Regions from separate parts of the Homo sapiens genome. Here region 1 is linked to region 2. A link is a loop called in an ENCODE intact Hi-C map of the cell type or tissue named here. Cell type or tissue: Caco-2. All regions are shown on one strand. Links, peaks and the distances in the headings refer to the core of each region. The heading gives the core; the rest is flanking DNA. Region 1 holds the start of LOC105377115 (a long non-coding RNA gene). Region 2 overlaps FHIT (fragile histidine triad diadenosine triphosphatase).

The links. Hi-C counts contacts between places; a loop is a spot of excess contacts. Peaks named below come from ENCODE experiments on the same cell type or tissue, not always from the same donor. Only the 100,000 strongest peaks of a DNase experiment are listed, where the experiment ranks them.
Region 1: it touches region 2 in a loop (4-fold over the local background); 2 of 110 quality-filtered maps call a loop at or near these places.

What each region holds. Positions count from the first base shown.
Region 1 is chr3:61,289,749-61,300,840 of GRCh38, forward strand. The region is part of intron 6 of LOC105377114 (a long non-coding RNA gene); the gene reads right to left. LOC105377115 (a long non-coding RNA gene) reads left to right here and starts at 8,742. Exons shown (of 3, transcript XR_001740726.2): 1 at 8,742-8,916. RefSeq lists a silencer at 9,627-9,921. In Caco-2, for the core only: no CTCF peak of the experiment used is centred there; a DNase peak (open chromatin) is centred at 5,183.
Region 2 is chr3:60,749,328-60,760,419 of GRCh38, forward strand. All of the region lies in intron 4 of FHIT (fragile histidine triad diadenosine triphosphatase), which reads right to left. Among named protein-coding and RNA genes, the nearest start is that of MIR548BB, 140 kb to the left of the region's middle. In Caco-2, for the core only: CTCF peaks have their summits at 6,011 (motif pointing right) and 6,223; a DNase peak (open chromatin) is centred at 5,994.

The sequences.
Region 1 (11,092 bases), core at 1,218-9,217, 540 kb after region 2:
GGAGAATGAGCTTTAGGGGCCCCAAGATGGAATCAGGAATATCAGTTGAGGAGATTGTTGTAGAAATCCCAGCATGTGACAATTATGTCCTGAACCAAAGTTGTAGTAATGAAGATGAGGAGAAGAAATAGGACGAAGGTTAAAGTTATTGCAGATTGACTGGAGAGATAAGTAAAGGGAAGGACAAGGGAGACATAGGTTGCTTATTTGCAAATCTTGTGTTCTGTCGCAAACATCTAGGGGATAGAACCCATTTCTGGTTCATTCTAGTATCTCTCACTTAAGGATGCCTTGGTTGAATCCAACCTAGTGTGATGGTTAAGAGCTCAGATTCCAAAGCCAAACAGCCTGAGTTTGAGTCCTGGCTCTGACACTTACTAGCTGTATGACTTAAGCAATTTATCTGGTTCATTTGTGCCTCAGTTTCCTAATTGGCAAGATGAAGGAAATGATTAGACCTACTTCATTGGGTTGTTGTGAACATTAAATGAGCTATTCCATGCATAATACCCAGAATAGTTCTGGAGAATAGCAAGAGCTATATAAGTGGTTGATGGTATAGTCTCAATAAATATTATAACATTCAACTAACACTCCCCCAGAAAACATATATTCCAGGGGAAAATAAAAGGATCTTTTGACATAACTTATCTGGGTTATTTGCTTCTTGGTGCTGAAATGGAGAAAAGTTACAAGCTACTTTCTGTTAAAAAATATTACAACAATATTTTAAAAAGAACCCCCCCACCCCGCAAAAAAACCCTGACAGAATAAAAAATAACTGTTAACAGGCCAGAATCAAATTGGGAAAAGCAGGATGCCAGAAGGCAAAATCTGAAGCACATGCTATTTAATATCCTTATTAATGGTCTGAAGCACAAAATAAATTGTACATTATTCTTATTTGCAAAAAATCATAAACAGTGAAAAATAGATCAACAGTACAGAATAATCCAGAGACCTTGGAGAGGCACACCAGTTTAAATGTGATGAGTTCAATTTACAAGAACATAAAACAATACACTTTGGGAAAAATACTACGAGGCACAGACATAAACTGAGAATTCTTCTAAAAAGCAAAAAGGCTTAAGAGGATTTGGGGTGATAGTCTACAACAAATTCATGAGAGCTTCCAATGTGCTGCTAGTAGAAAAAGAAGGCAGGGAGGTAAATATTCTAGAAGAGGAGCAATACGAAATTACTGGTACTGAGAGAGCTGAATACTACATGTAGTAATGGCAGTTATTCCAAGTCACCTTATGATTTTCCCATTTCTGCTTTAGAGAAGTACCTAATGAAAGCAGTGTGGCCATTCTTCAAAGAGGTAAAAACAGAAATACCATTCGAACCAGCAATCCCATTACTGGGTATATAACCAAAGGAATATAAGCCATTCTACCATAAAGACATATGCACATGTTATGTTAATTGCAGCACTATTCACTATAGTAAAGATATGGAATAAACCTAAATGCCCATCAATGGTAGACTGGATAAAGAAAATGTGGTACACATATACCATGGAATACTATGCAGCCATAAAAAGAATGAGATCGTGTCCTTTGCAGGAACATGGATGGAGCCAGAGGCCATCATCCTTAGCAAACTAACGCAGGAACAGAAAACCAAATACCACATGTTCTCACTTACAAGTGGGAGCTAAATGATGAGGCCGCATGGACACAAAAAGGGGAACAACAGACACGGAGGTCTACTTGAGAGTGGAGAGTGGGTGGAGGGAGAGGATCAGAAAAAATAACTATCGGGTACTAAGTTTAGTACTCAGGTGACAAAATAATCTGTATAACAAACCCTCATGACACTGGTTTACCTATATAACAAACCTGCACATGTACCTCTGATCCTAAAATAAAAGTTAAAAAAAGAAATAAAAGTACCTAGCAATATTTCCCTCTCTATGAAAATGTACATCTTCATCTCTATACTTCTGAAATAGCAAGGAAACATAAAAAATAAGCCTGGGAAAACATAAACTGGGTTTTTTTTTTGTTTTTTGTTTTTTGTTTTTTCACAGCAGAAATAGGCTCCCAAGTGAGGAATTCCTTTAAGGAATTTGGATGAACAATAACACATTGTTGGAAGCTAGTTAGCTTCCCAAAAGATGAGTTATTATAGACATCAGGTTTTGCCATAGTTATCTGTAAAGGAACATCAAGGATAAACACATTGCATTCATTAAATTACTCATTAAGAAAAAATTTATTGAGCAAAATGTAAATAATAAAGGCAGGTGGTGTGTAATGTCTAGAGACACAAAAATGAGTGAGATATAATTCTCCTGCATGAAACAGGCCCTTCAGTAGATCATTATAACCTGGTATGGAAAATACAGCGATGGACAAACACACAGCAGGAACCCAGAAAGTGTAAGCTCTAACCCCAAGCGGCGGGGAGAGCAGTGCAGAGCAGAGATGGGAGATGCTCTAAGCAGTTTTAGAGGCTGGAGGTTCAGGCTGAGAAAGGTGAGAAGTGACACCAAAATTTAAAAAAAAAAAAAAATCACTGGGTCCTTAAAGAGTCACTGACAAGTGTTAAGTCAGGAAGGGTGAGAGTCAATTTGAGGTTTTATAAGGATCACTCTGGCAGCCAGTTTGGAGGCTGAATTTGAAAGAACAAGTTTGGAAAGAAATGGCACCTAAGAGTCCAGGTGAGCAATGCTGTAAGTGACATCTGGCTTTTTTGCCTGGGCTGCATCCACAGGCGGCCTCATTTCTACGGAAAGAGCACTCTGCATTGGCCTTGGGGAAGACCCTTTCTGCAGGGTCTACACTGCACTGGCTGCATCCTTGGTTTAGAAAGAAATAGGCAGGAGACCCAAGCTAGGCTAATTATAATCGTATCATCCTTTCTCTCTCCCTGGAACTTAAATCATGTGCCCAAAAACTAACAGACGGAAAGCAATGAAGCTACTTTACCACTATGGCAGTGTCCTTAGGAGACCTCACTATTGTCTGTCACCAACATTCCCTGAACCCCCTTCTTGTCCTTCTATAACCCTTCTTGCCCTTCCTGAGGCCTCAGCTTTTTCCTTGGATTCTGAGACCCTCTCCTGCCCCCTCACTTTTTTTTTTTTTTTGCTTAAGTTAGCCAAATCCCATTCTGTTACTTGCAACTACAGAAGTCAAACTAATAAAGGACTGAGTAATCCTTAGGAGATTTAATAAGTTTCTATACACAAAATAACTACATACTTATTAAAAATATATAAAATAAAATTGTTTCTATATGTTGAACTATTTTTAGGTAAGTATGGCTAGGAATACAATCATATTCACACATACAAGTTTTTCTAAGGCAGTATGTACCAAATTACAAATATTTAAAAGTCCTGAAACTGGCAAAAAAAAAAAAAAAAAAAAAAAGAGCAAGCATTTATAACTACAGTTGACCCTTGAACAACATGGGGGTTAGGAGCGCAGACTCCTGCACAGTCAAACATCCACTTATAACTTTTGATTCCTCCAAAACTTAACTACTAATGTCCTACTGTTGACCAGAAGCCTTACCAGTAACATAAAGCATGAATACACATTATATATGTTATATAATGTATTCTTACAATAAAATAAACTAGAAAAAAGAAAATGTTATTAAGAAAATCTTACAGAAGAGAAAACCTACTTACTATTCATTAAGTCAAAGTGGATCATCATAAAGGTCTTCATCTCATTGTCTTCACATTGAGGCTGGAGAGGAGGATGGAGGGGAGGGGCTGGTCTTGCTATCTCAGGGGTAACAGAGGTAGAAGAAAATTCATGTATAAGTGGACCCGTGCAGTTCAAACCCGTGTTGTCTGAGGGTCAACTGTACTTCAAATCAATCTTTTTTAAGTTTAACTGTAAAATTTATGTTTTTAAGACACAAGTAATTTTACTTTCCAAAATAATGGGTTTCCCCAGTTAGTATTAGAAGATGTTTAAAGCTCTACTCCAAATCCCTTAAAAACTTATTGAAGAGGCACTAAAATAAAGTCATGACATCAAGAGAACTATTGAACAGTAGGCTCCCCAGGCATTTCCCCTCAGGGAAAATGGGTAGAGTACTTAAAATAATTTTTTCCATTAGGTATAGCAATGAATCAATTTAAAATTATTGAGTGGCCGACATTGTAACACAGAGGAATAATGTTCTGGAAGTCTCATTTAAATTACTGACATCAGATATTTGAAAATGAATGACTATGGAATCTGCCCATAGGTAAGACACCATGTCTGCAATTATTCTTTCAATTTCAACTAGGGAGATATGCTTTTAAAAGCTTAAAATGAAAGGGGTTTTTTTTTAATTACATTTCCCATTGTATGTATAATTGTACAATCATGGACACAGACAGGGCCCTTCTCTTTCTCTAATAATTGGAGATTTTACAGTGAAGGCCACCCTGACCCAGGAGTTAAATACCAGCTAGATACAGAAGGTCAGGTCACACTCCTGCTCAACAATCTTTAAGGGTTTTCCATTTCTGTCAGGACAGGTACACACTGATATGTAGCTTTCAAGGACATCTGTCATCCTTTCCAATTTCAACCTGAGGCACTGACAAAAATATGCTCAATTTCTTGCCCTTAGATCCCTTCCTGATGTATTCTTTCCCCACTGCCACCATTTCTGTCTGTCTGTCCAAATCCAGCCAGTGCTTAAAGATCACCTCCACTTTTATCTCCTCTGTGAAGATCACTGCAGCCACGCAGACCACTCTGGTTTATTCCTCTTCCAATTTCCTTCTAAACTTACATCCTTACCAGTCACTGGCAATCATCAAACATCATCTAGTATCATGACTTTTCTTGTTATCATGTTCATTACTATTTCCATGGCTAGGACATTCATTCATCCATCAAATATTCCCTGAATTCCTGCTAAATGCAGACATGGTCCTCCGAACAGAGAATCCAACTACAAGCAAAGTAGACATAGATATAGTCTAGTTGAGAGACTGTTTTTTTAATTATTATTCAAATAATCATTCAGTTGAGAATGAAATTGTTGGTGTCCAGTGAGATAACTCCCGCTTTAAGTAATAGAAAAGCTTCACCTGAAATTGGCAAAAACAATATGAACATTTGCCACCTCTCGAGGAAAATTTGGTGGTAAGGTGACTCCACCTGCTTGCTGGTGTCTCAGAGCTGCCCTCCTCTTTCTGTGGGCTCCATCTTCAGGCTGGCATCAGCATGACTGCAGCTGTTCCAAGCAGCTCATCCTGGTCAGCAGACGCAGAAATGGACTGTTGCCTTCTGAATCCTCTTCTTTTTCCGAGTCTCGCACTGTCGCCCAGGCTGGAGTGCAGTGGCGCGATCTCGGCTCACTGCAAGCTCCGCCTCCCGGGTTCACGCCATTCTCCCGCCTCAGCCTACCGAGTAGCTGGGACTACAGGCGCGCGCCAGCACGTCCGGCTAATTTTTTTTTTTTTTTTTTTTTTTTTTTAGTAGAGACGGGGTTTCACCGTGTTAGCCAGGATAGTCTCGATCTCCTAACCTCGTGATCCCCCCGCCTCGGCCTCCCACAGTGCTGGGATTACAGGCGTGAGCCACCGCGCCCGGCCTAAATCCTCTTCTTAACAGCAAGAAATAGCATCTCTAAAGTCACCTAGCACGTATTCCCTTTTGTTTCATTGGCCCAAAGTGGGTTATGTGCCCACCTCTTAACCAATCATTGTCAATGGGATTTACAAGGAGATGGAAATAAGGTGATCCGCCCCTGAGTCGTGCAGGAAGGAGCAGATACTGGAGCAAAATTCAGATTTGGTTATTACAGGAAAAGGTGGGGATGTATGATGAGCAGGCAACTAGCTGTGCCTGATGCAACTACCTAACAACCAAGTAGGGGCAATAAGGGGAAGAAATGTGATCTCATGAGAGTAAGTACAAAGGGACTTACATAACAAAGGACACAGACTGGTGTACAATGGAGAGAAGTGGTCACCTATGCCAGATATTTAGGAGGTTAAGCTTCCAGGCCTTAACAGTGAAGTGGATAGCACGGTGAGAAGGATGGCAGCATCGGAAATGACTTCCATTTTTCTGGCTTGCATCTGCCTTGAATCAGTCAACTAATTGTTAGGACGATTTTCTGAGCTAGGAAACTTTGGAAAGAGACTAAGAGGGGAAGGAAATTAAATCACAATCCCAGTTTTGTGCATGCACATGTGTGTGTGTGTGTGTGTGTGTGTGTGTGTGTGTGTGTGTGTGTGTGTTTAATCCTTTGAGACATTCAAGAAGCAATGTCAATGAGGCAGTTGGGTGTATAGTTCTGGAGCTAGAGGAGCTATCTGGGCTGAAAGTGCAAATTTGTGAAACATCTGTTTATTGAAGCCATGGGAATGGATGAGATTTTCCAGATGGAGAAAGTAAAGACTCAGAAAAGGAGATGGCTCTGGACTGAATCTCGAGAAACTCCAATATTTAATGACAAGAGAAAAAAAAATAGCTGAAAAGAGGGTGGAGACAGAGTTGCCAGAAGATAGTAGATTGCAAACTAACTGGGGCAAGAACTTTTGTATCCTCCATCTGCCCCTCCAACAATAGCTAGCACATGCCGTACTCATTGCAAGCACTCCTATCATATTTCTTAATTGGCTACAATTACTCCTTTCATTTAAACTCCTTTAACTAATAATCATCATAATTCATACCCTTAAAAATACCATTATTACCAAATTATAATATCTTTAATATACAATGTAGCACTTCATTTGACCCATATGGATTACAGCCATGAGAACTGCACTTATTCACATACTTGTGTTTATTTCCCCAGCCACACAGTAAACTCATCATTGGCAATGACCAGCTCTTATATTCTTTTTGTTCTCAAGGTCATAGCACAGTATTTTACCCACAGTAGCCCTTTAGCAGATGCTTCTCGAAGGTACTTAAATTTATTCTGACATTTCCCGTATATTTATAATGTCCTTTATTCTAGGCAATAGAATAGACTTACTGTTCTTGTATTGAGTTTACAGCCAGGCCTACCTTATGTTGCAATAAAAAGGCCTAAGATGAGGAACCAACTAGTCTATTTCTAATCCAAACCCATCACATTTCCAAGGTCAAAATTATCAAAAGGCATTTTTTCCTTAACTGTGCCTTTGCCATTTAATCTGCAGCTCATTATTTTTCTAATAGAATGGTTAATAATTTACCAAGTACAAAAATGAAGATTGTGCCTTCGAAGAAACATGCCCCCCTCCCTTTTTTAACCAGATAATTGCTAGTAACATTAGACTGCTGTCAATCAAGCAACACCATTCTAATTTTATGCTCTAAAATGCATTAGGAGTCATTTATTCTCTGTCCCTTTAATAGCCAACATTTCAAATTAATTTTAGAAACTCAATAGATAATGACTGTAGGCTGTCCCATTTTTAAGAAGCTAGGTCTTAAACTCAACCTGTGGTCATCAGTGGACATCTGTCCACCTTGGGATCGCCAGTAGAGATGTGTCAAACCCATTGTCTTCTGTGCCTCTAGAATCATTTTAAGTAAAGGAGCAAATAAATGCCTGTCTGTATAGGTAACATAAAAATGTCACTGCATGCATTTTAAGGAAGAAATCCATCTTCAGGAAAACAAAAGCATGGCATGGTCAATAATGAAGAAGAGAGTTGGTGAACACCGATATTTAAGTCTTACCATGAAAACAGCCAAACCAGAAATTTCAGAATACTTCTCTCCAAGACTATCGGAATTTCACAGTGCATCAATGACGTTTTCACTAGGAAAACACCCAGCTCACACTTTTACCATTTGTGAGGACCCAAAACGAAAGAGCTGGGTATGTTATAAGGTGCTTTGGTGCCAACCTGTATAATTTACCTGCTTTGTATCCTAAAGCTTTGTGTCTAACAGGTCATCAGTTAAGCTATCAATTAGTCAGTAAAACCCATATTGAGAACCTTCTGTAAGTGCATGTGGAGAGGAAGCAAGGCTGTACCAGCGAGCTTTCCAATCTGGCACCTTTCATTAAATTCTAAAGTCACTTGTCTTTGTCTCTGTATTAAAAGAAATAATTTCATGTCCAGTCCCACCTTTAAAAAGTGACAGAAATCAACCATTCAATATTCATTAGTTCTTCTTGGCAACCCCATTTAGCTAATGGAAAATCAGGTACATTCATGTGCAATTATTAGATATTGAAAAATTATAAAATGTCCAACTTCTCTTTTTACAGCACACACACTCCCAAGTTGTACTCTACAGTTATGAAATAAACACATGCAGCTGCAACATCTCAATAGACCTTCAGATAATTGGCAAGTTTTCAGTTTGCTGCATCTACTTGTAGCATGAAAAGCAGCCAGGGATTAGAACTTCTTCATCAATTTAACTCTGCTGTACTTTTTCCTGCAAAGCTATATGCCTAGTTCTCACAATTGTACTCGAACTAGGTGAAAGCTTAGGAGGGTGGGCAGAGGTGGGGAACTCTGTATCACTTCTACACTCTGATGGTTAATTTCAGGTGTCAACTTGATGGGTTAGGGAATACCCTGATAGCTGATAAAGCATTATTTTAGGCCATGTCTGTGACGGTGTTTCCAGAAGAGACTGGCATTTAAATCAGTGGACTGAATAAATAAGAACCACTTTCATCCAATGTGGGTGGGCACTATCCAGTGTTGAGGGGCTTGTATAGAACAAAAAAGCAAAGGAAAGGTGAACTGGAGTGCACTCCCTCTCTCTCTCTCACTAAGACACCCTTCTTCTCTTGCCCTTGTACCTCAGAACTCCAGATTCTTGGGTCTTTGGAGTCTGGGACTGACATCAGCGGCCCCCCAGATTCTCAGGCCTTTCAGCCTTGGACTCAGAATTACACCATCTGCTGAGCCACACTACTGGCTTCCCTGGCTTTCCAGTGTGCAGACAGCATATCGTGGGACTTCTCAGTCTTCATAATCATGTGAGCCAATTCCCCTAATAAATGCCCTCTCATTTATCTATCTACCAACCTACCTACCTTTATCCTATTAGTTCTGTTTCTCTGGAGAGTTCTAACTAATGCACACATTTTCTTGACATAGCCACTAAAAGGCCAGTGACTGGGAGAGAGGTCCACATTGGTGGTTGATGTCATTCACTCTGGAGTGTCTGGGGTCACCTATGTGATTTACAGCAATCTGCCTCATGTGTCTCAGACTCAGCTTCTTTGTCTGGAAGATAGAGATAATACTAAGGCCAGGGCCAGGGCTAGGGTGAGGCAAGTGGGGCACTTGCCTCAGTAGCAAAATATACGAGAGTGCCAAAAACTCAGTAGTCAAGATTAATAATATTGTCATGCAATATTTCTTTTAAAGTCAAATTGGTCATCTACAGCAATCTATTTTCATAAAGAAAGCTTCACTGGAGCCAGGGCCAGTTTTAGGGTGATGCAAATGAAGTAGAGTCATGCAAGTACAAGGTTGGATCCTGTCTTTAGTTAAAATGTTGACATTTTGTTTAGCATTAATCGTTTTTGGATTAATTTTGAGTTTTTAAAGTGTTGTGTGAAAATATTATTTATCTCCATGACTGAGTCTTTTGGTGCTCACCTACCTCACTCTAGCCCTGACTCTGATGAGCACCTGGCATTACTGGAAAGATTCGATGAAACAGTGCATCCAGATCTTGGCCCCTTGGTGTCTCCTCACTCCATATCCTCTTGGACCCCCTCAGCTGAGTGCACAGTGCCCATGCATGCTTCCAACCTCATATACCCAGCCTCTCTCTTTCTCTTCTTCAAAAATGCCAGGAATTTAATGCCTCCAGGGGGAACCCTCAACCACAGAGGACAGTAGTTGGTTAATCAATACCCTCATTCAACATATGAAGCTTTCTTCTAAAAGGCTGCTGACAAGCAGGGAAATACCGGGACTAGGATGAGGCAAGCAAGATGCTTACCTCTGGGGCAAAATTCAAGGAGGTGCCAAAACCTAAGTCACAAAACATATAGTGTTTTAATGCAATATGTTCATAAATAATGAGCCATCAAGCTTAAAAATAATGTGAAGATCCGCTTTGAACCCCAGAGTTGGTATACAGATTGTTTTAAGTTGAAGACATTTGAGATTCAACAGATGCAGAAAGAAGCCTTCTTGGGGCTTCCCTTATCTGACTAAAAGCACAGACTCCTGGGAAATGAGGCTGCCATAAATTCCCTCTTCAGGGCAGCTTTTACTCCCAGGAAGGAGACCAAGAGTAAACCTATGACAAATCCCTTCTTGAGGGAGTTTTATGACAATGAAGAAAATGAAAAGACCACTCAAACTTGCATAAACAAGTATACTACAAACTTTCTTCTCTCGCATTTATTTTTCTAGAAATCCATTTGTCTTTCCTAAAGACCTTCATCTGGTCCTCCCATAGAGGCCTTTTCTCCCTCCTCCCTTTTCCCTACTAAGTTAGATCTGTAAATCTCTAACCTTAACCATTAATCATTTATCCAGCTACTTCTTTTTTAAGATCATGTGTGCATATGAATAAACTCTTCTTTCTTCTGTTATTCTGTCTTTTGTCAGTTTAACTCACACGCCCACGGGTAATGAATCTCAGAAGGTAGAGGAAAAGTTTTTTCTGCCCCAATCATTAGAAATTATGATGGTTTGATTTGAGGAAGGTCTTATGCTGCACGTCATTTCATCTCTATCTGAGACTAAGGCTAGAAACATAAGAGTCTTCGAAATTAACAGAAGAAAAGGGTAGGGAGAGATAATGAGAGGAAGAGTCCTGTCTAATGTTCAAATGAACAGAAACTTTCAACTTGCCAGGGACTCTCTTCATTTTCCATTTTCAACATCATAACACTTTCCCCTAACAACAGATTATTTATTACATATGAAATTTATAGCTACGATGTTTTTTGCAAAGCAGACAATGAGACAAACATTGACAAACACATTTGGCCCCAAACACATTTTTTTTCCCTTTAGCCAAAAACCACTTTTTACTTTCTTGTTAAGAGAGGAAAACAAATCCAAATACGTGAAGCAAAGAAAGGGTCTATACGCGTGTTTTAATTAATTTGTTTCTCCCATCAACCTCGTTTTTAGAAGAAAGCCAAGTAGAGTCTGTGAAGAGCATGTATGGTATGTATGTCTAGT
Region 2 (11,092 bases), core at 1,977-9,976:
ATCCCAAATGTCTTCAGCTTAAAATAATCTTCAGACCAACTCTGGGCTTCTGAGTGGGTACCCGACATTACCACCTAGGAGCCTAGCACAACTCTCCAGCTCCAAAGGCACTGATGTCTGGGATGGAGGGAAAGGGTGGATTCAAGCCCTACTGTGAGAGAAGACACCAACAGCCCCTAACAGCTGAGTTATTGTGCGTCTGAAAGAGAAGGAACTAATGGTGACTTAAAAGCATTAAGCCAAGATGACAGAGAGATCATTGTCACCACTAACACAAATAAGGAAGCCAGTCAGGAGAAAGTACTAGTTTGAAGGGGGAAATTTTAAACATGCTGAATAAGACACAGCAGGAAAAATCTCTAGGAGACAATTGGAAACGTGGAACCAGAAAACCAGAAAGTGATCAGTGCAGGAAATGCAACTTGGGAGTCATTTGCCTAAAGCCATAACTTGAAGCCATAGTAAATGTGGGTATATCTCCAAGGATTAAGGAATAGAGAAAGAAGACTAGAAGGTAAGCAACAAATCTTAGTTAATACTCAAATTTAGATGGTCTGCATGTGACATTAACAAGTGAAAGATACAAAGAATTAAGATTAAAGTGCCCAGTATAAGTCTGACACTAAACTGGGAACTTTTTCTATGTCATTTTATGACGTAGGCACTACCTCTATTTCATTAAAACCAAGGCTGAGAGTAATGTATCTTGTCAAAGCCATATAACTAGTAGACAACAGAGATGGGATCAAAGGCATGTTGCCTCACTCAGGGACCATCTGACTCATGCCTTCATGGACAGGACTGTGGGATGGAGGGCAATGGAGGAAGAGTTTTCAGGAGTGCATAGGATGAACGTAGTCAAAGGCAATGGGGACCGAGAAGAGGCCACTGAATTCTGAGTCCTCTGAGAGGACTCACCTCTCAGAAATAGTTGCAGTATAAGGTCTAAAATCAAGGCCCCCATATTTTGTGCTGCTTTGACATATGGAGAAATTCAGGAGGGCCTCAAATGACCTAATGACAAGTTCCCCTCCTGACATGGTTTGGCTGTGCCTCCACCCAAATCTTATCTTGAATTGTAACTCCCACAATTCCCACATGTTGTGGGAGGAACCCAGCAGGAGGTGATTGAATTATGGGAGCAAGTCTTTCCTGCACTGTTCACATGATCATGAATCAGTCTCACAAGATCTGATGGTTTTTAAAATGGGAGTTTCCCTGCACAAGGTCTCTCTTTGCCTGCTGCCCTCCATGTAAGATGTGACTTGCTCCTCCTTGCCTTTAGCCATGATCATGAGGTCTCTCCAGCCATGTGGAACAGTAAGTCCAATAAACCTCTTTCTTTTGTAAATCACCCAGTCTCCGATATATCTTTATCAGCAGTGTGAAAACAGACTAATACACCTCCCAGCTCTGCTCCTGCAAATAAAGTCCCCCAGCCAAACAACCCTCCCTGTCATGTGAACCAGGCATGGTTCCTGCTTATTCCTCTTATTCCGGAGTAGTGGATTTCAGTTTCCTGCCAGCCTGCAGAATTATTCAGACAAGCCGACTTCATCCTCCCATAGAAACAGGGATAATCCCACCCCTCTTAATACTAAAGCCTTCTTCCCACATCCCCTGATTGCTCACTGTGTTCCCAAGTGCAACTCCCACGTGGACCTGTGTGGCACTCAGGGTCCTTCCTCCCTGGGCTGTGAGTATATGTGACTAACAAACTGCTGTCTCACTGGTCCAGTGTTGTTCAGTCATCTTTCTAACCCTAGGGTGGGACCCTTTCTCACCAACCAGGTAAGTCGAGAGTGGTTAGAACAACAGAAGACACCAGAGTGTTTACTGTGGAAGTAACATGGGTGAAATGCTTCACTTTAATAACTACTGGCTTTATTACAACTGAAGAAATCTGAGAAATGGATGATTACTCTTTTCTAATTTTATATAGGAGGAAACTGAGGAACAGAGAGGTGTTCAATGGATACTTAGAGTGAGACAGCACCAAATTATTTTTCTCACTTTAATGTTGCATTGTTCTCAAATATTTTTTTTACAAGATCCTTTCCAGATGCTTCTATGAGAATCACATATATCCAGTATTTACAGAAAGCCATTGCAAGCAATAAGGAAAATCCAAAAAGCAAAATATGGGCAAAGGATAGGAACAGATAATTTCCAAAAGAAGAAATAGGAATGCCAATGATGGCATAATGTCCAACCTCACTATGAATCAAAGAAATTCAAACAAAAATTACAACAAATATTTTTGTCCCTTTTTGGTTGAGAAAGCTTTATACTACCCACTGTTGGTGAGATTTTAAGGAATTGGAGATGCTCATACACAGATGGGATAAGTAGAAATCAGTATCTCTCTGAAAGGCAGGGTAGCAACTTTCTCAAAATCTTTAATGGTAGTATTTTATGAAAAAAAAATTCATTCGTAGGATTATATCCAAAGGAAACAACTTGTGAAATTCATAAATGTATATGGATGAGAATGCTTATTCATTGTTTTTTTATAATATAAAAAAACCAGAAACAATCTAAATGCCCATCAAAAGGGGATAGGCTAAGTAAGTTGTGGTACACCTATAAAATAGAATACTATGCAGTCTTTTAAGTGGAAGATGTAGATGTATATTTATCAACATAGGAAGATGATATTTGGTTTTAAAAACTAGGTTATAAAGCTGCAGGTGGAAGAGTACACATATTATGTAAAATGTTTATAAAATTTTGTGTTTTTCTACGTACACGCATAATGAGACATTTGTTGGGAAATTTGCAAAGTTTTAGTATTCCATAGTCTTCAAATTTCAGGTGAGTCTTACTCTCTTCTTTAGTTTATCCCAAAGGCACATATCAGTAATCAGGAAATAAAAGGTTGTTTTCACTGGGGGTGGGGGAACACATGGAGAGGAATGAATAGGTCACCTCAAAAAGAAAGCATACTTCAGGAAGAACTTACACAAATTACACAACATACTTTGCTTTTGCACTTATTTTTTATTTCCCAACAGATAACACGTGAAATTCCAGAAAGGGGAGAATCAATTGTGCATTCGATTTTTCACAGGGAGCTCATGAAACTAAGGCTTCTGTGCAGCAGCAGGGCCATGGAGTGGAAACTGGAAGGCGACTGGGGTCAGTAGGTGCTGGCCAGTCCCTCTCTGATTGAAAAGGACATGTGAAGGGTGCCAAGTGAGACCTCCTCTCCAAGTTCTCAACAATGGCTACTTTTTTGCGTTTTATTTTGTGAACAATTCGAACCCACAACCCTGGATACATTCCACTTGTGTAGGTTTCCCCTTCAGACAGCAAATGCTGCTGTTTCCAAATCCAATCATGAGTGTTTGCTGTTGGAGCGCTTGGTGTAAGGCATGTGTGTCCTATAAAATATGTTTCTCAAAACTTAACTTTTTAAGAAATCAGTCACTGGTTTATCTCCCAATTCTATCACCCAGAAGAAGAGAAAGATGCCAAAACAGATCCCACAGAGAGTTTCATTCTGAAAAACAGACATTTAATGTAGTTATTCTGAAAAAAATACAAACTGTATTATGTCACTTTAGAAATTTCAAAATAGAGATCTCTAGGTATCCCGTTAGGCATCTGTCGTGCTCCCAATTACATTACTTTCGACAGCCCTAAGAGAAGCAATATTTATTGGCCTACTAAGTCTTTAAGAATGCAAAACTTAACCCATCTGGAACTAGTTGTGTTGTTGGCTCCAGGGTTCCTTACATCAGAACAAATTCAGACATAAACTCTGGGACAGTTCTTGAATATTGCATGAAGGTGAGTTGCAGGCATTCACACAACACAGCATTGTCTTTTAAAGCATTTTTATAAAGCAGATCCAAAGGCTGGCAAACCTTTCCTTCACCATAAAGGAAATCTAGGCTAAAGGGGAAAATAAGAAGTTTATGAACTATTAAAAAAATAAAGCTGTGGAGTTAGGGAGTTATGGATTAGGTTCCAATCCATTAATTCTTTTATTCTCTGGCAGAGCTGGCTGAAGATGTGCAGCCCTCTGGCGGGTAACAGAAACATTCATGTCCAGAACAATCACAAAAAGGGAGAGAAATGGCTGGCAGAGCAGAGGGCGGATCCACTCATTTGGATGTTAATTTATACAGAAATCTGGAATTCAATAATCTCACATCCCCCAGGTAAGGGAGCGATCCACTCTCCAATTTCATTTGGGAGTTCTATTACATTAAGCAATATTCTGTTTGGCCAGACATGCCATTCTTCTCTTGAAGGAAATTAATTTCTTGATTCTTCCATCTAATAATCTAATATAATCCCAAGTCAGTGCTTTAAGTTTTCTCATGACACTACTAGACAAAATAAACTCTGAAGTACCTCTTGTGGGAACTCACAAGATACAGATGAAAACAAAAGAAGAAAGTAAAATTGAAGAGGGTGAGGCCAGGGACAATTAGGTATTGAACTGCCTGCCCTGCCTCTGACACATGATACATGTGATTTGTTAAGACGATTTTCTATCCTTAACTCTTCACTAAGTAGGGCTGCTTTACAATTTCCATAGGAAATTTATTTTTAAGTATGTAAGGCCTGTGAACAGGATAAATAAAAGATTACAAGGAAAAAAAAAAGCAGTGATTTCTGGTTGTTTAAAAGGCAACTCAACAAGCCTTTCCCAGCAAAAGGAAAAGGTCAGGATCAATAAAAGGGCCTTTCCTTTGGGAGGAGATCTGTTTTCAATTTAACAAAAATAAATCCTTATGGTGTAGTCTTCTGAAGACCAAGGAAACATCAAGCTATACAAGGGATCTGGCCTTACCAGGATAAGAAAACTTCTTCATTTGATATTCTCCAATAATATCAAAACAAAGTAAACTGTACCCACTTTGCACTCTTTCTCGGCCCCCTGCCTGTTAGTGAAAGGCCAGTTAACCTGAAAAATGAAAACCAGCTCTTAAATGTAAAGATGATACTACTCATTGATGCAATGTTATCCTGATAGTGGCTTTTCAGAGATATCATCTTAAGCGTGATATCAACAGGGGGAATCTCACATACGAGTAGAGGCTGGTTTAGAAAAATCCTGCAGGATATGGAGTGTCTTTGGTGACAGAAGTCATACTCTTAAAGGTATCTTGGTCAAACTCATCATCTCTTACTCTTTTTATATTAGCCGGGCGTGGTGGCACATGCCTGTAATCCCAGCTATTTGGGAGGCTGAAGCAGGAGAATGGCTTGAACACAGGAGGCAGAGGTTGCGGTGAGCTAAGATCGCGCCACTGCACTCCAGCCTGGGTGAGAAGAGTGAAACTCTGTCTCAAAAAAAAAAAAGTACTGGCTCAACTACTATGATGAGAAGCTTTTGGGAGATACTCAGTGGTAATGTCAGCCTTATTTTCTGTGGCAAATCTGAATCTTTGCTGCCGTAACACAGTTGTTTTCAACATTTACCCTTTCTACACTCATAGGCACACACACAATTTTAACTGATGAATTCATAGAATTCATAAACCTGACAGTGTCCCATTGCTGGAACCTTAGTCATACCCATTCCTAGCTCTTGCTAACTATAACTTCTCCATTTTTCCTTCCTCTCAAGAAAGTATATTAGATTGCAAGGTTGCAAGAGAGTAAGAGTCTTAACCTTAAATATGCTTTCATTTATTAGAAAAAAGGAAATCATCTGCATCCTTCAGCAATTTAAATATTATTAGAGAAAAACCTGGTGGGATTCAGCATCAAAGTTATTCTCCTTTCTGGCATGACCTCCTCTCAGCACTTCTTCAAGTATATAAATCCTACCAATACCTCAAGGTCCATCTACTCTGTATTCTGAAAATACTCCAATCTCCTCTCCCTGGAATCTACCAGGACTCTCAAACTCAAGTGTTTTCCAGCAGTCAGGAAAGTTAGTTGCATGCTGCAGGCCAATTTTCAGGCATGTGTGTTTACTGGATGAGTGATGAGGACATGACAACAGAAGAGAACACGTCCTCCCTGAAGGGGGCAGCAGCCAGTCAGTCCCATCCCATTGCTGTCAGGTGGGAATGCAGGCCCATAGCTACCCGATCTTCCAATGTTTTAAGATAAGTCGAAAATCTGCATTCTATGGATAATATCTCAACTTCAAATGTTGGCTCACTTAGGATGACAATGACTCTGTGATCTGCATTGGACCCATGGAACCACTAATTTGCAACCTCTGGTTTCTACAAAACATGAAGCTGACTGATAAATGACAAGCTTGTGCCATTTATCAGCAAGTGTTTGCTATTTCACATCATCAGTCACATCAGTATTTCAGAGAGCCATAAATAAATGTATAAGTTATAGGTAACAAAAATAAAGCAGGGCTTTAACTTAATTATCTTTAATTTAGCTTATTTAAAGTTTCAAATAACATGTAAAGAGGGCCTGAGATATTTATATTTAGAAATTTAGAGACATTGGTTAAATAAGTTAAGGAACAATGAGCCAGACTCTGAAGTCCCAGCAAGGAGGGACTGTATCTTTGTTTTATTCAGTACCTATCAAGAGTGCTAAGTACACAGGTTTGAATGGAACTGATTTGAATCATTTAAGGAAAAAGGTTCCAGACAAACATTGCATGCATTAGAAACTGAGTATTTCCCGATTAAACATACACCACCCTTACATTTCCAAAGTGTCAGCAAAGCATTCTGTTCTTTGGTCAAATCTTGTAAAAGCCACTTACTCCTAAATATTTTTACTTTGTAACCTTCACCGTTCCAAGTTCATCTAAAAGAATAAAGAAAATACCTGGCACAGAGAATGCATTCAAAGTGTATTAGTTAAATTTCACTAAAAAGAAGTAAACAAAAGACAAAAAACTTCAATGCATCTTGATTCTCTGTAGAGAGAGCACCTTGTGGCTTGGGCTTCTTCTATCAAACACATACCCACACCTTTTTGTCAGATAAACTCATTTGGTTTTTCTTGTGTAATGGGGTGAGTATTGTACAAGGTTTCAATGCCTTTTTTTTCCAACTCACATTGTCCCTTAGAAGCTCGAAGTACTAACAAAGTGCTTCACCACACAAAAGTGCTGTCTACATTTGTCTGGCAAATACGATGCCAAACGAAAAGCCTGATGAGTCTGCAATTCGTCATGGGCATGATCAAGCTCCAGGCTGCTTCCACCAGAGAGCAAATTCAACATTATAAAGGAAGTGTGGACAGGAAAGCCTTCCAGCAAGATTCTCAGAATATGGACATGAGATTCAAAGACTAATAAAATGGGTTGGGGAGACGGTATTGATGAAGAAGCAGCCGGAGAGGAAAAAAGGAGGATTTGAGCAGATGTCTGTCACTAAAGAAAGTGAAAGACACAGAGGAAAGAGAAGATCTATGTTATCACCTGTGATCCTAAAACAACTCTAGGAATTAGGCCGCATTATCCTTGCTTTTATAGAGGAAGAAAATGTGGAACAGAAAAGCTGAATAACTTGTCACAGTCTTACCCAGCCAATTAGTGGCTTAACTGGAGTTTGGCCAGGTCTTTTTGTCTGTATAGCACAAACCTTGTGACCACACAGCACTAACTTCCAATAAGTCACCCAAAAAGTCAGCTGCATGTAATTAGCTCTGCTGTGAAACTATGGACTGGGGAAAGGGCATTGTTCATTTGTTAGCTTAATTTTTGTTAAAGGCATACAAGACCAACCACAAAAAAAGAAAAACAAAAACAAAACAAACAAACAACAGCAAAAAAAAATCAGCCAGAGCTGTAGAAAATCAACTCTGTCATTAGTAAGTATATTTTATTCAAGTATGTGTTATTAATATATTTGAGATCTCCCAAATACTAAAGAGATAGAAATTTAGATACATTGGAGATAAACTTCAAGTAAGCTATTTTTTCACTATTGCATAAATGGGAAGATATTTTCATTGAAAATAATGTTCCTTTACTCAATCACCCAATATTTATTGAGAAACCACCTGGGCCAGACATTGTTCTGAATTCTGAAGATCAGAGAGTGAACAAGAAGCAACTGACTTTGTTTTGTTTACAGTTCAGATTGAACAAAGCAATGGCAACAGAGAAAGAAAGAGAAGCCATTTATGGTTTGTGATAAATGCTGTGAAGGAAATATTTTCTGATAGAGAATGAATGGAAAACTTCCTTTAGGCAAAGAGGACAGGAAGGGCCTCCTTAGGTGATTGTGTCTAAATGAGTCAAGCATGTCGAGGGTTGAAGAAAGGGTGCTGCAGGCAGAGAGATAAGAGTATGCTAAGAGCCGGTGAGGACACTGAACTTAGCTCTTCCTGGGAAGTGGCAGCCCCTTGAGTTGGTGCAGTGACCAGGGTGGACATGTGTAGTATAAGCTTCAGGGAAGAGGTGAGTAGAAACCAGCCAGCCCCTCATGGGTCTGGTATACCACTAGAGTGCGTTTGGAATTAATTGTAAGCACAAGAGAAAGCTGTTGAATGATTCAGTCTTCAACAAGGGAACAACATGAACAGATTGGTGGTTTTATTTTGGCTGCCATGTGAAGAATGGATGACACGACACTCGCATAGAAGTGGAAGACTAGTCTAGAGTTTGGAAGATAGCACTTGGACGTCCTGCTGGATGCCTGCCATTACCCTCTGGATCTGCCCTCCACCCTTTCCTCGCCTGTTGCCTGCCTCAGAGGCTGGCTTACATGGACTACGGCCCAGGGCTCTCTAGCTTCCAGTTAGTTTGGTCAATGGGAAACCCCAGCCAGAGATCAGAAGGGAGGAGAAAGAACTTAGGATATTAGTCCCTCAGCACCCTGTCACCTCCAAGCAGAGTTTCTCACAGGTTGGTTGTATCCCACCACCCAGGGCTGCTGGTCCTTCAGGTGGCCTCTGCCAAGGGGCCTGTCACACAGCTCTCCCTCAGGTCCCAATAACCTTCCCTCTCCTATGCCTCTTTCCTCCCCTTTACCCTTCAGGAGTTGAGTAGCATCAGAAAACGCTGCAGCTAGCCCCAAGGTACTGCACTCTGTCTTGTAGTTTGAAAATGCTACCTTTGTTAAACTCTAGTCAAATTACCCAATGTATGGATGCCATCTGTTTCCTGTGGGGCTGACTGATACAGGAAGAGAGAAGCAAGATACTATTTTGACACGTTCAGTTACTGTGATCCTTGAGTAACATTCTGTTTAGCTTGAGTTCATATAACTCAAAAGGTTATCAAGGAAATCTTACACCCTTTTACCTTTTTAGGAGAAGCAACAAATTCACCAAAGAGGTAAAATGCCAAAATCATGGGCGTGCGGATTCAGAAAATAAAATAAGCATTAGTGGTCATCAGTATTTGATTTCAGGCCAATTGTTAGAGCTGTCGCTTAAAAATTTAGATGTACATTTCTCATTCCATGTTTCATTTATTCAATCAATGTTTATTGAGTGCCTACTACTTGCAAGGCACTATTTTATGAACTAGACATAGAGCAGAGACCAAAACAAAATGCCTACTCTCTTGGAGCTTACATTCTGGGGGAGAATCAGAAAATAAACAACTCAATGATATCTTATGTGCTTATAAGAAATGGTTAACAGGAATAGAGAGTGGGAGATCAGCAAGAGGACTGCTGATTTATAAAAGACAGAGTAGGCCTTTCTTAAAAGGTGATAATCTGAGCAGAGATCTAAAGGAAAAGATGAAGCAAGCTACGGCGATGTCCAGGGCAAGTGTGTTCTGGGGGCGGAAATCATGAGATGACGAGGTGTGGGTGGCACTTTTGAGTACCAGTAGAAGGCCAGTGCCACTGTAGCAGAGGAAGTAAGGAGGACATTGGCAGCCTATGCAATCAGGGAGACGGCAGGGACAAGATGAATAGCCTCAAGAACTTTGGCTTCTATTTTGAGACAATAAGTTTTTATGGTTTTGAGTAGAACAGTGATAGGAATTGATTTAGGTTCAAGGGGCTCATTCTGGCTACTGTGTTGCAAATAAGGTGGCAAGGATAGAAATAGAGAACACTTACGCAAAAGTCTAGAGCAAAGATGGTGACTTAGACCAGGGTTGTAGCATTTATATTTGATATGCCATTTAAATATCCAAGGGAACATGAGTAGGCATGGGATGTGTAACCGAAGTCTAGAGTTGAAAGAAGAGGTCTAAGCTAGAGATAGAGATTTCGAAAACATCAGTATTTAACCTTGACAGTGGATGAGATTTTCTAGGAAGTGAGGAGAGCATTAAGAGACAAGTTTTTAAGGATGGAGCCCTGAGTCATTACAGATTGACAGATCAGAAAGAGGATGATGACCAGCAAGGAGACCAAAAAGGCCAGTGTGGTTAAGTGGGAAACCAAGAGGGTGTGGTGTCCCCAAAGCCAACTGAAAAAAAAGTATGTCACGAAGGAGGAAGTGATCAACTGTATCATGTACTGCTGATAGATCAAGTAAGAATAGAACTGAGTAGAAAAATGGATTTGGCAACCAAGGGGCCATGGATGACCCAGACAAGTGCATTCTGAGAAGCGGTGGGGATGAAAGTGGGATGGAGAGAACATGTGCAGGCAACTCCTCTGATGTTCTTTGCTGTAAATGGGAAGCAGAGAAACGTGGGAGCTGGAATGAATTATGCAGGCTTCTTTCTTTTTTTCTTTTCCCTTCCTTCCTTCCTGCTTTCCTTTTTTCCTTCCTTCCTGCTTGCCTTTCTCCCTTCTTTTCTTTCTTCCTTCCTTTATCTTTCTTTCTTTTCTCCCTCTCTTACTCTCTTTATTTCTTTTCTTTATCTCTTTCTCTTTCTTTCCATTTCTCTCTTTCCTTCCTTTGTTCTTTTTCTCTCTCCTTTCGTTCTTTCATCTCTTTAGTTTAGAGACACTACAGCATCTTCATATCCTCTCAGAATTGTCTAGTAGGGAGAGGAACCCAAATGATGCAGGAGAGAACAGATAATTGCGGAAGCCAAGTGTTTTTGTAGGCATGTGTTGAGGTTCACGGCACCATGAAGGCCGAGGGTGGAAGCAGAACAGTTCAGAGAGCACATGGTCTAGGAGCAGGTAGGCTAGTGAGAGCATGTGGAGGTTTCCTCCTGACTGAGCTTTGCTCAGTAAAACAGGAAGTAAGGGCATACACATAGCAGGACCAGCAGAGAGAAGCTATT